Regions from separate parts of the Homo sapiens genome. Here region 2 is linked to region 1. The links are chromatin loops, found by intact Hi-C in ENCODE. Cell type or tissue: endothelial cell of umbilical vein. All regions are shown on one strand. Each heading gives the region's core, and the rest is flanking DNA. Links, peaks and the distances in the headings are about the cores only. Region 1 overlaps ACOX2 (acyl-CoA oxidase 2). Region 2 overlaps PXK (PX domain containing serine/threonine kinase like).

Region 1 (7,607 bases), core at 2,738-6,737:
ACTGAATTTTACTATATATGTAAGTCCACAATGCTTTACCTGAGACCTGTGAGCCAGATGTGTTTAGGAATCAGAGTAACTTTTGGATTATAGAGAGGCCAAGTGGCATTTAAAGTGCATTTTATATAATAGCCCCAGTGGGGTTTGGGGCAGCTTTAGTGATTAAACACATTAATAATTTTACTGCAAAATGTATTCACACTCAGAGGGATAAATCAGGTCAGTTCAGGTCAAACTATGCCACCAAATGAGTTCCAAACAACTGTTTTTCGGAGCTTTTCAGGTTTCAAATACACATCAGGGGTTGTGGACCTGTGTTCTCTACGCTAGGTGTGATTGTTTTCTCTTAGTATGTTTGTAGCTCTCTGGGGGCTGGTTGTGGGTAAATTTATATACCAGGGTGCCGTTCACCCAGACGCCCTGGGATGCTGAAAGCTGGGAGAGGTGGGGGTGGGGAGTGCCCATGGGGATGGGGCTGTGGCTGCTCCCCAGTGAGTGGAACAATCTTAGCTCCCAGCGCCTGCCAGCGCCTGCCCCTCCGCAGACAGCAGGTACCTCAGGCAGGAAGCTGAAGTCTTGGTTCAGAATGGCAGTGTAGGAGTGCTGGAAGAACTCCAAGAGGCTGACTGCCAGGAAATGGAAGGCATAACTGATGGCCAGCTGAGGAAAGAGTTTCTGCTGTTGTGTCTGGTAGTCCAGGACCTTTGCCTCTGGGTCACTGAAGGGAAAAGAACCAGAAGATTTAGATCACTACCTGTTGTGTCCACCTTCCCCTATCCCCGACACCATAAAAACCTTAAAAACAGACAGTTCCTTAGAACTCATTGCAAAACTTGAACTGACATGAGGCCATTGATAATCCTTTAAAAATCCCATCTAACATGAACATCCACACATTTCACTGCAGGAATACTGACACATTTGTTGGTGGGTACTGCCCCTTGTTAAGGGAGGCTTATAGAATTCCAGCATATACACAGTATTATCCTAAAACCTGAAAAGTTCTGAGACTCCAACACGTCTGGTCCCAAGATTTCAGGTGAAGAGTTGTGGCCCTGCACCTGTGATGATTTGAACCTGTGACCTTCCACTGCCCGTGTGCACTTGCCGCGCGCTGAGGAATATGTCAAGCCTAAACAATAACTCTTAGGATGTAAACTCAGGTCTGATGGAACCCCAAGGAAGGGACTGTGTCTGCCTTATCCGCTGCTATGTCCTCAGTGCCCAAGGCTATGTCCGGCATTTAGGAGCTCGCAGTAACTGGATTGAAAGAGGATGTGATTACAAGAAGCCTCCTCTACAGACAGCAGCTGCTTACCTGGCGCATCTTTCTTATAACCACCCTGGGGACACTTCTGCAGCCCAGATAAATGGGCCTCGGGCAGGACAGCAGCAGAAGCCCCTTCTTCCCAGTGGCCCTGTCCTCCAGAGAACTCTTGCAGCCCAGATTCTGAAGCCCAGGCCAGGCGAGGGCGCTGTGAGCTTGCCAGAGGAAAGGACCCTGGGCTGAGGACTTAATGTGCCTTACTGCATTTCACCCTCCACACCACACTGAAAGGCCACTTCTGCCACACCCATTTTGTAGCTGAGGAAGCTGAGGGATGAAGTGAAATGGCCGAGCTGAGTGTTCACAGAGGGTTCAGGCAGCCCTTGCTATTCTGTGCTGTGGGGTGGAGGGAGTGGTAGCAACACAACCAATTACAACAAAAGGGATCCAGACTAGACATACCAGTGGGATGCTGACAGCACAGCTGGACAGAACGAGCTCAGCCACACACAGTCGATATGATATTGGATTTTGCTAGGCTCGGCCTGACAGAATCAACTCAGCCAGCCATAGTCTGATGCAGCTGGCAACTGGCTGACCCAGACCCGTCCAACCCGTCACAGCCGCACAGAACACGGCTGGACTCGGACAGACACAGAGTCAGACAGACCTGGTGCTACAGGGCCAAAGACACTATCACATAGAGCCCGATGGGGGCCAGGCACTGAGGATGCAGGTTAGGCCGGCTGGTCAGCCCTGTTAGAGGCAGCCAGAGAGACTCCTCTGACATGCCCAGATGGGGCCAGGCTGGGTAGATTTTGTGTTTGTGTGTGTGTATGTGGTGGGGGGCATTGCCTGCTCCCAGCACTCTGGCTCTGGCAGAAGGGTGGTGTCAGGGGGAGGCACTGTGGGACCAAGAGGCAGCATATCTGCGGTAGTCAGTCACTGGGCACCCCTTGCCTGGGCCGGAGCCGGGATTGGCGGCGGATGACCGAGTAGCGCATGGCGATGACACAGGCCTTCTGCAGTATAGGGAGGATCTCCCCTGACAGCAGCTCCACCCGCACCACCACCATGGGAAGGTAGTTGCTCTGTGCTGTACCGAGTTTGACGTAGGTGCCATCTGGCAAGACCTGTGTGGAACAAGGACGGGCACAAGTTCTGGGCCAAGGCTTCCCAGGATGCCCTCGCTTCTCCAGAGCTGTGGGGCTCCACACATGGAGGGCACCTCGCCCCTCAACCGGCGCATCTGGAGTTGGAGTGTTAAAATACCAGGCCATTTCCCCAAGTGCCCTGCTTCACAGTGCCTCTCCTGGGACACCCCGGACCTCCCCACGACCCATAACTAAAGGGGTGATGCCTGGCAGAATTGGGACCTTCAGAACTCCTGCTGGCATTCTGGCTGGTATCTGTTGGGCGATTGGCTGTGTCAGGCCTCACTGTGGGTAAATATTATGCAGGTCACCTCAGCCCTATCCTCTCCTGGGGCTGCCACCCCACCCCACGATTGCTCTGTCAGCCTATGTGACGAGCATTTCTGCATGAGAGGTCTGAGGCTCTGTGCCCAAGATCATACTGCTCCTAAGCAGGGGTTTCACCCCAATCTGTGGGATATCAGAGCCTCTCTTGGGGGAGGAGGTTATGTGGCCCAAACTAAGCTCTATGGAGGACCCAGGCCCAGCCTGCACAAAGCGCAGGTCCCCTCTCCAGGAAGTACAAGTCCCCGGCCTCCCCAGATCTGTAACCTGTGCAAAGCGACTCAGCATGTTCTCCCTGGGGACCCGCACATGGTTCAGCTGCAGGAAGCCATTGTCTGTTTGATCAAAGTCCATCTTGGGTCCGATGTCCCCAATGATGATTCCTTGAAGGAGATGGAGATGAGGACACCTATCAGTTGAGAGAGTGCTTGCTATGTGGCAGGTATCATACACACATTCCAGGTCACAGCAGCCTGTGACACTGGGATTATTGTACCTATTTTGCAGGTGAACAAGCTGAGGTCAGAAAGATGCTAAATCTTGCTCAAGTTCACCTAGCCAGTTAGCACCAAGTCTGTCCAACTGGACCGCTCCCTGCCCAAGGGAGACATGTCTTAGCTACTCCTGTGGCCCTCTGGGGCCCCAGGTCAGGGAGGCCACCTGGGCTCTCCTCCTGGCAGGGTTCCTTGAGGGAGCATTATGGGCTTACCTGGCAGTGGGGTGTGGTCCTGAAGACTCCGGATTGGCACAATAAAAGCGTGCATGCCCCGCCTGGCTCCTGAGCAGATCAGCTGGGCCTGGACCAGGGCATGGGTGGCTGACCGTCCCACTGAGGGCAGAGAGAGTAGCGGCCCGTCACAGGAAGACCTGTGCATTGCTTTTCCCAACCAACCCAGCCTCCTGGGGCTGGGGTTTTGGATGGGTACCTCTGGGGCCCTGAAAAGTCACTGATCAAAGAGAGAGGGGATTGCCCCCAAAGAACCAAGCAAACCTAGCAGCGTTGGCAAAGGCACTGTGAAATGATCCAGCTTTTTTTTTGCCCCCCCCAACTATTAATGAATTACTCTGTCATCAACCTTATAATAATGAATACAGATAATTATCATTTATCAAAATCTAGGTGGCGCTAGACCCTGTGATAGATGCTTTCCAGTTCTTGCAGGGGAGAGAGGATGATGAGTCCCATTTTCCAGTTAAGGAAACAGGCTCAGAGAGTAGAGTGACACACTGAAGGTCATTGGCCTGGAGGGGCAGAGCTAGGATTCATCTGTACCCTGGTCTGTCTGATCTAAAAGGCTGGTTTCTTTTGTCTTCATTTTTGACAGTGGTCATTTATTTTCTCTCTCTCTTTCTGTCATCACTCTCTCATCTCTCTCTCTCTTTTTTTTTCTTTTTCTTCTTTCTTTCTTTCTTTTGTTTTTGAGACAGAGTCTCACTCTTTCGCCAGGCTGGAGTGCAATGGCCTGAGCTCGGCTCATTGCAGCCTCTGCCTCCCAGGTTCAAGCAATTCTCCTGTCTCAGCCTCCCGAGTAGGTGGGACTACAGATGCCCGCCACCACACACGACTAATTTTTGTATTTTTAGTAGAGATGAGGTTTAATGATATTGGTCAGGCTGGTTCAAACTCCTGACCTCAGGTGATCCACTCACCTCGGCATCCCAAAGTGCTGGGATTATAGGCATGAGCCACCGCACCCGGCTCATGTCTCTCTCTTATGTCTCTGGTCTCTGCCTGTGTCTCCCTCTCTCTATGTGTCTCTCATCTCTGTCACTCTCCTGCTTTAGTTGGGCTCAGCATATTTGTTTTAATTTTTTCCACACAAGGTGTGGGTCCCCAAGTGCCACAGATGTGTCCTTGGAGGTGAAATTCTCAAGTTTGAGGAAGGGGAAATCCCTCGTTGGGGCTTGGTAAATCACCAAGCCTCAGGGACGCTTGATGTGGCCGCCACCTGGTGGCCACAGCAGGAGGTACGGCGTTGGTGGCCTGATGGGGGCTGGTGATGGGCGTGAGCCTTCCTGGGTGTCTGCAGCAGGGGCAGGCAGGCGTATTCTTTCCACTGTGTCATCACAGGGCCTGTGCTCTGGCTGGTGGCAAGCTCTGCCACTAACTCGGGAGATGAGAGGAACCGGGGTTGTGAGGAGTGCCTAGGACTAGACCAAGTGTGTGTGTTTGTGCGTGTGTGTGTGAGTGAGGCCTTGTCTCTCATGGATCGATTGTCTCCTCTACTTCAAAGTTCCTTTGGGGACTTTCCAGCCACTCACTAATGAAATGTTTAATATCCCACCTATTTTACAGAGTAAGAACCTGAGGCTCAGGTTGGTGAACTGACTTGCCCAAGGTCAGCAGCCTAGAACAGAAAATCAATCTGAGGTCTGTTGGACCTCAAAGCCAGTGCTACTCTGCCCTCCAACATTCTTCTACTTGGGGAGAGTTAAGGAAGGGGGGTGGATGTATACTCACAGTCTCCAGGCCACCATTTGGTGGCAGTCAGCGTGGGGCTGTGTATCACAAACTCCTGGGTGGCTGCGTCATAGGTGGCTTCAGTCTCCAGGCCCTGAAGATATGTCCCTTAGGATCAAGGAGAGGTGTTAGACATTGGCCTGAGGTGGGGTTCTTACCTGTGAAGCTGCTTCTAGGTGGGTCTGAACTCTTAGGCATCAGCGCAGTATGGAGTGGGGCCCAGCTCCCAGCTGTACTTGCAGGCAGTTCTCCCCTTTCATCTGTGGGCTGTGTGTGGGACACACAGTCCCCTATAGCCAGTCCATGAGAAGGGGTGGCTGCTGATGTTTCCAGAAGGAATGACTTGCCCCACTGGGAGCTCATACAATACGTGCAAATTAGAAGGTGGCACCCCTTCCTCAGGACCCTTGACTGCCAGCTGCTGGAATGTTTTCTTATTAAACATATGTCCCTCGGAGCATATGAACCTATGACTACCTAGATGTAAATGGGCCCTCTGGAGTTTTGCAGTGCACAACCTAAACACCACACGCAGCAGTCCTAGCTCACCATGTCCCAACTCTGTCTGTGCATACGTTGCGATGATCTGGATGTTTTTGCAGAGTGGGTCCCATTTGGCAATCTGCTCCTCTGAGCCCAGGCTCCTGAGGGCTCTCACGAAGACTCTGTGTATATTTAAGGCCACGTCTCCAGAAAGGGCTCTGTTGGGGAGAGATGCTGTAGTTGAGTAGCTTATTGGAGACAGGGGCCCAGGTACCCCCTGCCTGAGCAGAGTACAGGAGATAAAGGGCACCTAGCATCCTGGTTTCCCAACAAGTCTTCCCTTTGTTGGGGGAAATGGCTCATGGGGCTAGGGGGTTTCCAGGTGATCCCAGGTAGATCCCTCTCTAGTGGGGCTGCTCGAGGAGTGAGCACCTGTAAGCGTAGCCTAATTCACGACCATCTTCTAACCAACCCAGGCGCCGAGCTATCAACCGGATGTGGAATGCCCTCCGCATGGCAGCCTTATAACGCTCATTCTGGGTCATGAAATAATTGTCCTTACAGCTAAACTCCGGGTAACTGTGGATGATGCTCTCTGCAGAGGACAGAGAACAGAGGGCTTAGGGACCTGGGTGAGGTTTCTGGCACCTTGAAATCTTCTCACCCACTTGCTTCATGGATCTGGAAAGGAAGTCAGACATTATTGTTATTTTACAGATGACAAAACTGAGGACCAAGGTGGGAAAGTGAATTGCCCAAGGTTACAAAGCTATGCAGTGGCAGAATTTTAGGACCAGAATCCAGGTCTTCTGCTGCCTAGGACTCTTCTATCCCCTAGGTGGGCTCAGGCAATATTGACATGTGAAGATTGTCTTTACAGTTCGAAGGAATGAATCTCTAACAGTGGAATTTCAAGGGCAAAGTTTGTTATTTGGAAGCAGAACTGCTAATGAAGGACTCTTCTTACAAGAGAAGCATGGGGCATAAAACAGATGTCCCATTCCCCAGCTTCCCCTTACCAACTTTCCTGCGGAGTGCAGTGTTCTGGGCACCTCCATCAAGGATGTTGGTGAGCCGTTCCACGTCAAAGGACTGCATATACCTCTCGCTCTCTATGTCGGGGTGCATTTGCCTGCTCCAGGTATCCCCCAATGACACTCGGTGCACTGGGCTGCCCATCCTATCCTGGATCTGTCTGGTGACTATGGAGAGACACTTCCAACCCGGCTGCTCCGAGGGTCTGCTCTCAGCATTGGTCAGTGCAAAGAACCTGTGTGCAAGAGGAACTGCCTAGGGCTGGGTGTCAGCCAGGGCTGGTTGGTAGAAGAAAGACATCCCTAAGTACCTGAATGCCACTCCACCTCCCCACTCCCCCTGTGGACACTGGCTGTGGACCAGGCACTGTGTGCATGGTAGGCATGGTATGCAGCCATTGCTTGGTACATGTTTGTTCAATACTTGTTAGCCAAAATTGGACAGGGCCTGACCCCAAAGATTGGGCTCTATCCACTGCAGTTTGAGTTACATGAATTGCCTAGGGAAATCTTCACAAAAAAGTCAGTGAAGCTTACACCTGAAGAAAATAATCCTGGAGAGGTTGAGTGGCCCCTAGCCACACAGCTGGAGATGGCCAGGAGTTGGATGGGGTCTGACCACAAAGCACATGACTTGTCCATACTACAGCTCCACTGTGGAGGATTGCTGGGGGCACCTTGGTCTCATTAAACTGCTCATAAGTTCTAGGATCACTCAGCTCCATTTCTATGAGCCCTGCAGGTATATTGTGGAACTGAAGGGAGGAAGCCTTCTTCCTGCCTGTGAAGTGTTCCCCTGGAGCCCCTGAGTGTCTTTCATACCCAGGTTGGACCCTGTCTCCTTCATGGCAAGTGCTTGGCCTCTGAGAAGCCCCTATTCCTCC
Region 2 (7,607 bases), core at 1,649-5,648, 150 kb before region 1:
CACCTTATACATACAATAATCTTAATCTGATTTGTATTTGGCTCTGTTTTTGTATTTACAATATGTTGTGTGTTCTGTTTTTTCTGGGAATTTACTTTAAACACAGCAGTGATTCAGAAGGGTCCTCTCTGTGTCTTCCTATTTGCTCCCTGAGACCCACTCAGTGCAAAGCATAGGAGGTCATTCTCTTCCAAATCTTTCCTGGATCAGGGCAGCCGCCAAGGTACTGTGGTTGAAAGGGCTTCTCTTCCAGTACCGATTACACTCAAAGCTGGCATGAATAACCTAAGCCTGATGTCAGCAGAATGAGAAACTAAATACTTAATACATTCTGGTGTCACTTTGAAAAGAACAGTAGAAACCATTGTTTCACCTGATTTGTTTAAAGAGAAACCATGCTTTAGAGACTTTCTAAGTGGAACTATGGATATTGTTACTTTGCTTGCTAAGAGAATACACCATATCAGATAATTGAGTCCTTAAAACATTGCTTTTGAAGTAATTAGAGAGAGGCATTTTTATTCCTATTTTATTCCTTTTATTTATTTATTCATACCCATTCATTCACCAAAATATTCCTATTTCAGAGAGGGGAAACAGATGTCTACTTGGCAGGCACCAAGTTTTTCTCCACAGTAGAATCACCTGGGGAGCGTTAGAAAAATTTCTCATGCCCAGGCTGCGTGCATGCTGATTAAATCGGAGTCTTGTGGTTGGAGCTTGTAGTCTGTAAAGCTTCCCAAGTGATTCCAATATGGAGCCAAGTTTGAAAACCACAGCCCTTGAGGCTGGTGACTCACAGTGTGGTTCTCTGACCAGCAGCATTGGCATCACTGGGAGCTTGTTGAAGGTGCAGAATTCAGTCCTCATCCCAGACTTCCTGAATCAGGATCTGATTTTAACAAGGTCCCCAGGTGATTTGCACGCACATTAAAGCGTGAGAAGCCTCACGCTAGGATGTACCTGCCATTTCCTAACCGAAGTGCTCTACAGGGCTAAGGAAAATGCCTTTCTAGAGTGTAACCAAGAGAAGGAAAGTTTATTTCAAACTCACACTTACTGTAAGTTACCAAATGGAGCAGTGAGTTGTTACAAGGATTCCATTCCTGCCTTCACTTGTTTTTTTTGTTCACGGAAGAGAAAAGATAGCACAGATAGGACTGGGGCTCTAGGGACAGCTTGAATTCTGTCAAAGTAGCATCTTTTGTGGCTTTCATTTCTCAGTGTTTCACCTTGATTGTTCCCAAAATTGTCAGACAGCAGGCCATCTGGACTGACTTGTCAAATCAGCCCTAACCCAGGCCCACTCAGTGGTTTATCTCCCTCATTCCCTGCGAGTGCTTGCTAATGTTCTCCTGAGGGCAAGCATCAAGGTGTAGTGCACGTGTAATGATGCCATTTATTCAACAAATGTGATGTGTGCTGGGTGTTGGGATGCAGGCACAAATAAATGTGTTCCTTGCTCTCAGGGAGCTGGTACCAGAAGTACATTGAGTCCCATGGGGTCAGAGCTAAAAGGGATCTTAGAGCAGATGTATCATGTCTAACCCTCTCTTTTCATGAATGAGTTCACCTAAGGCCCCCAGAGAGGGAGGGCCCTAGCCAGGATTGCACATTTGTGTGACTTTAGTCTGGTCTGAGTGTTTAAGTTAAAATGCTTTGTAACTCCTAGAAGGTTGTCTATTCTGACAGTTGTTGGTTCTCTGCTTTTTTCTGTACCTGCCCCACATGCTGTTGTTGTCTTTGATCTCTACTCCCCCTCCCCACCCCCAGGCCTCCAGCATGGTAGAGAGTCAGGAGTCCAAAGCAGATGTGGGCAGGGGTATAAAAAGACCACCAGAAACTCCTGCCGGAACCTGTGCTGGCTGCTATTCAGAGGGCACAATCCCGGAATTAAACAATAGGTGATGGATGCTGTTTTCAGAGAGATGTTGATTTATTTCACCCTTTGAATGAAATTTCGGAGTTTGTCTAGCCTCAAGGCTGACATACCAGCCACCTCAGGAAAAGGAAGCATAGGCTGCCACCTCCATGCCAGCTTGACAGGACCATTCCTGAGATTCACAGCATGGCCCACGGAACATACCCTGCACGCCTCTCACCTTGTGGCACTTCTCTAAGCAGGGCCGCTTTCCCTGTTTGTTTTTTGAGCAAGGGTCTCACTCTGTTGCCCAGGCTGGAGCGCAGTGGCACTATCCCAGCTCTGTGCAGCCGTGACCTTCTGGGTTCAAGTGATCCTTGCGCTCCAGCCTCCTGAGTAGCTGGGATTACAAGTGCACACCACCATGCCCAGCTAATTTTTTCATTGTTTGTAGAGAGGGGGTTTCACTATGTTGACTAGGCTGGTCTCAAACTCTTGAGCTCAAATGATCTGCCCACCTCAGCCTCCCAAAGTGCTGGGATTACAGGCATGAGCCACTGTGCCTGGCCCACTTTTCCCTTTTAATGTGGATAATGTCTCCACCTCTTCTCATTTTCCACATGGTCTGCAGTCACCACCCAGCTTCATTTCAGCAGGATTTGAGTTCTGTGTTCAAGTGGTGGCCAGAATCAGCAGAGCACTTTTCCTGGTCCTTGCTCTGATGGAGGGTGAGGGTGTCTTGTTGGAGGGGGACTGTGATGGCATTCTGCTCCCAGGGGATGGCTAACTGGGAGCTCTCAGGACATTGGCAGCTTCCTTCTCTCTTCCCTGGGTCCCCAGCCTGGGACTGCTGAGCCTTTCTTTCTTTTCCAGGTTTTCTCCAGAAGAGCCAATCCTCAGAAAGGAAATGTAGACCCTTGGTCTTCTGTGAGGGAGTTGTGAGGTGTTCATTTGAATTAGAAAGTCTAATTGAGGGCCAGCTGTTGTGCAGGGAAAACAGGTATCTCCTGGTCCTGAGAAGTTTGTGTTGAGAATCTATCTCACACATATATCCCCCTTACTTTTTTTTTTTTTTTTTTTTTTTGAGACAGAATCTCACTCTGTTGGCCAGGCTGGAGTGCTGTAGCGTGGTCTTGGCTCACTGCAACCTCAGCCCCCCAGTTCAAGTGATTCTCCTGCCTCAGCCTCCCGAGTAGCTGGGATTACAAGCACCTGCCACCATGCCAAGCTAATTTTTTTGTATTTTTAGTAGAGATGGGGTTTCACGATGTTGGCCAGGCTGGTCTTGAACTCCTGACCTTGTGATACGCCCACCTCGGCCTCCCAAAGCGCTGGGATTACAGGCATGAGCCACTGCACCTGGCCTACAATATTCATCTTTTTAACAAGGTACTTCTATCATTTAAAAGCCTCACTGCACTGTAGCCATCTTCCTGCCTCAGTCCTTATACCCTCTTGGAGTAAGGGGGTTTTAATGTCCATGCAAAAGTCATTTGAACCAGAAATCAAGAGGCCTGTATCATGGTCCCAGCTTTGTCATTAGCAGCATTTCCTCTCAGTGGGCCCACATCCTGACCTATAAAACAAGAGGCTGGGGAGGGGGAATAGAGCAGGGAGTGCTGAAGTTCCCCTTTTAGGCCTAAAGCCCCAGGAATCCCTTGAAAAGGTAGGAAAGTAGTGGACTCTGGGATATAAAAAGGGAGAGAGTGGGGAAAGAGGACTATATTTAGAACAACAGCAGGGTATTTGGTGAGGTTGCAGGCCTTTCTGCAGTGCAATCTGCTGTGGTGGACTAGGAGTCTGGACCCTAGCTCCAGTCCTAGAGGAGTCAGTGTTTGTTCCCTGCAGTCATTCCATGGGGCTGCGATCCAGGAATTCAATGACTGCTCGCACTGGGGGCGCCTGGTACAACTGAGCTCTGTGGGAAGTACAGGATGGACTTGAAGGCTGTGCTCTCCATTTCCTGTCTCCAGCTTGTTTATCAGCACTTTCTGAGCATGCAGTTTTTCCACATGTGTCAGTCAGTTCCTGTGTCAGAACTAGAGGGCAGATGCCTTCCTTCTCATGGATTTCATGTTCTAATGGGAGAGAGTTTCCACATCTGCTGAACACAATTGAACCCTTGGTTCCTGCTTCATCAGATATTTATTGAGCATCTACTGTGTGCCATGTGCTATGTATGCAGCCAGGAGGAAAGAATAATTTCCCCAGTTCCTACTCCATGACAGTTACACAGGGAGATTGACAGGTGATGGCTGTGGCAGAGTAAATGTTAGGGAGCACCTTGGGGAAGGAGGCGGGGGCATGGATGATCCACACCTAAAGTTGAAGGAAGGCTTCCCAGAAGAGTTCATTCCTACACGGAGATCTGAGGGGTGAGTAGAAGGTAGCCAGGCCGAGAGGCAGTGGCCAGTGCTCTGGGCAGAGCAGCTTGAGAAGATATATCCTGGCTTTACCCTTCCAGCCAGAGCATACAGTCTAGGTGGAAGAGAGTAGCCCTAATAGAGGACATTCACAGGTAATCGCATAAGAGAGGGACACACAGAGCACTGGGAGTGTACAGAGGAGAGAAAGAAGGAGAGAGGGAGAGAGTCCTGGCTAATGGAGCAGAACATCTGGGCTGAGTCTGGGCCAGATGGAAAATGCTGAGGGAGTGGGGGCAGGCCAGTCTTTAGGGGCCATGGTAGGCAAATCTCAGAGTGCAGAGAGACCCCACACACTGTGGGAGATAAAGCCAGAAAGGTAGGTTAAAGCCAGAGGTTGGTTGAACACTCGGTTTATGTTTGGTCTTGATTTGGGCAAGGAAGTGGGGAACCAGTAAAGGCTTCTAAGCAAAGGAGTAGATGTTTAGGACTGAAATGTGTTGCCCGAGTCTGGGGAAGGAGGGGGTTATTATTTGGCACATGATAGTCATGCAGTTTATTTGACAGTAAATCACAGTTCAGTGGGAAGAAATTATCCTTTCTCCAATTCCCTGACCCTAAGTGAAAAAAGCTATTTCACAGTCCTCAGTTTATCAGTGAGAAATCCAGTATGTTCCATCTGTTCACAGCTATTTCCCCTGTTCCTAAAACAATGTATGGCACATAGTAGCATACAGTAGATATTGCTGAATAATGATTTTGTAGGGAATTCCGTGTCACTGTCGGTCTTTTAGAATGACATTGTACACATTAGAGAATTATTTTTCATGCTCCTTCTCAAAGTTGATATGAATGATTTTCACTTAATTTCCTTTTAAGTTTCTTTATGTTCGAGTTACTTTGGAAATACTAAAAACACTTTATATTAACATGAATTATAGAAGAAGTACAAAGTTCCCAGTGTTGATAATGAAAGTCTGTGTGTTTCTGCTGCACCCAGATCTTCCAGATGGTTTGTCACACTCTGGGGTAGTTAGAACAAATGTGAATGGAGCCAGTTTTGTATTTGGTCATCACATATCACATCACATGTTTTCTTCTGAGTAGATGCCAATGACACTTTACATATTGAGTCAGTAAACAAATAGCTAGTAAATTGTTTTCTTCCCTGATCTCTTAACTCAAAATGTACTATAAAATATATCCAAATGATATTGTTTGCCAAGCTCTTGACATGTGAATTCTAAACAAGGTCATTTTGACATATGGAGAGCATTTCTACTGAATCCCTCATGCCTCACCAGTCTGCTTGGAATGTAATTAATGCTAGGCAGAACTGAAATTCCACAGTGCATTTGGAGGATTGCTGTTTGCTTTCAGGGATCTGGAATGGCTTCATTTACTCACTGCAATGAGGGGAAATGGCAAATTACAGATGTTGCTTTTTACAGGAAATGTAAAAGCACAGCTATTTTCATAATTTCTTAATGCAAAGAACTTTAAAGAACTTCCTTTCTCATTGTCTTCTTAAAAGGGGGAAACATTTTCATGATAAATGAACAGAAAAAGAGGATGGATTTTTTTTTCCCAGTAAACAGGCACTCGGAGACTTTCCACAATAGAACCATGTTGTTGCTGTACACTGGCTTTTATTTCTAGTATATATTTAAGGCTAATCACTTTTTTGTTGATGAAAGCTATAATTCCAGATGGGATAAATAGTACTTGGAGCAACATTAAATACTGTTTCCAGCTGACTTTAGAACATGTTTTGAGTTTTGGGCTTGGGTTGTGGTCTGGTGCATATATTGAATTCTTGGCTTAGACCAGCTAGATTACATATTTTAGATTTTCCAGTTTTGAAAAATATACATTTTCACATTATTAATAATTTTTAAAATAAACTTTACATTTTAGAATAATTTTAGATTTACATAGAATTGCAGTGGGCTGCGTGCAGTGGTTCGTGGTTGTATTCCCAGCACTTTGGGAGGTCGAGATGGGCGGATCTCTTGAGCCAAGAGTTTGAGACCAGCCTGGGTGGAGATGGCAAATACCTTGTCACTAAAAAAAACAAAAACAAACAAAAAAAAAAACCACACGCACCAGAAATTAGCCAGGCGTCGGGCAGGTGCAGTGGCTCATGCCTGTAGTCTCAGCACTTTGGGAGGCCGAGGTGGGCGGATCACCTGAGGTCAGGAGCTCGAGACCAGCCTGAACAACATGGAGAAACCCCGTTTCTACTAAAAATACAAAATTAGCTGGGCATGGTGGCGCATGCCTGTAATCCTAACTACTCAGGAGGCTGAGGCAGGAGAATTGCTTGAACCCAGGAGGTGGAGGTTGCGGTGAGCCGAGATCGCACCATTGCACTCCAACCTGGGTAACAAGAGTGAAACTCCGTCTCAAAAAAAAAAAAAAAAAAAAAAAAACAATTTAGCCAGGCGTGATGGCCCATGCTTGTAGTCCCAGCTATTCGGGAGGCTGAGGTGGGAGGATCACTTGAGCCCAGGAGGTTGAGTTTGCAGTGAGCCATGATTGTGCCACTGAGTTCCAGCCTGGGCAACAGAGTGAGACCCTATCTCAAAAAACAAAAAACAAAACTAAACAAAAGAAGTTGCAATGATAGTACAGAAAATTGCCATATACTTCTCACCCAGTTTCTCCTAATGTTAATATTTTATATAACCATGGCACATTTATCAAAACTAGAAGTGAATATTAGTAATGTTACTATTAACTATGGGCTTTATTCAGATTTTACCAGTTTTTCTGCTAGTGTACTTTTTCTATTCCAGGGTCCAATCTAAAATCCCACATTGCATTTAGTTTGTGTGTATTTTCTTTCTTTATTATTATTTTTTTTTTGGTAATTAAGTTTTTTAAAAAGGTCATAGACTATAGGGATTTCATTTACAAGAATAATATCTTCAGCATATGGCCCTTTCCTGATATGTCTGACTAATGGGTTTCTAAAATGTCTTTGCAGAGATTGCCTTGCAACAGGTTTCCATGTTCTTCCGATCAGAACCAAAGTGGGAGGTGGTGGAACCTTTGAAAGACATAGGTGAGACATTGGCACGCTCATTCTGTTAAAAAGACAGATCACAGAACTGGATCCTTAGTCATGCTTTCTGATACGTATCCCAGGAACATGCTTAAATGCAGGTGACTTCTTTTTCTTTTTGCATATCAACTGCTTGAGGATACAGCTGGTAACTTTTAATACTTAATGAACCTTGGTTAAAGCCCCATCAAAGCATTTGGATGGTAATAACTTTCAGAAACACCATTCCTTCTTCATCTATCTTTTTCACTACATCTAAACTGAAGTGCTACTTTCCTGCCTTTTCCGTGAATAATTTCTTCATTTACTGTTTCTT

What was found. Hi-C counts contacts between places; a loop is a spot of excess contacts. Peaks named below come from ENCODE experiments on the same cell type or tissue, not always from the same donor. Only the 100,000 strongest peaks of a DNase experiment are listed, where the experiment ranks them.
Region 2: it touches region 1 in a loop (8-fold over the local background); 1 of 110 quality-filtered maps calls a loop at or near these places.

What each region holds. Positions count from the first base shown.
Region 1 is chr3:58,528,239-58,535,845 of GRCh38, forward strand. It overlaps ACOX2 (acyl-CoA oxidase 2), which reads right to left. Exons shown (of 15, transcript NM_003500.4): 2 at 6,709-6,959; 3 at 6,122-6,284; 4 at 5,756-5,907; 5 at 5,207-5,314; 6 at 3,455-3,574; 7 at 3,013-3,128; 8 at 2,228-2,400; 9 at 556-718. The coding sequence starts at 6,868. It overlaps LOC107984079 (a long non-coding RNA gene), which reads left to right and starts at 7,134. Exons shown (of 3, transcript XR_001740724.2): 1 at 7,134-7,607. RefSeq lists enhancers at 2,176-2,676, 3,044-3,545. In endothelial cell of umbilical vein, for the core only: a CTCF peak has its summit at 4,698 (motif pointing left); a DNase peak (open chromatin) is centred at 4,703.
Region 2 is chr3:58,383,369-58,390,975 of GRCh38, forward strand. It overlaps PXK (PX domain containing serine/threonine kinase like), which reads left to right. Exons shown (of 18, transcript NM_017771.5): 5 at 7,214-7,291. Among named protein-coding and RNA genes, the nearest start is that of PDHB, 47 kb to the right of the region's middle. In endothelial cell of umbilical vein, for the core only: no CTCF peak of the experiment used is centred there; DNase peaks (open chromatin) are centred at 3,833 and 5,493; H3K27ac peaks cover 2,084 bases.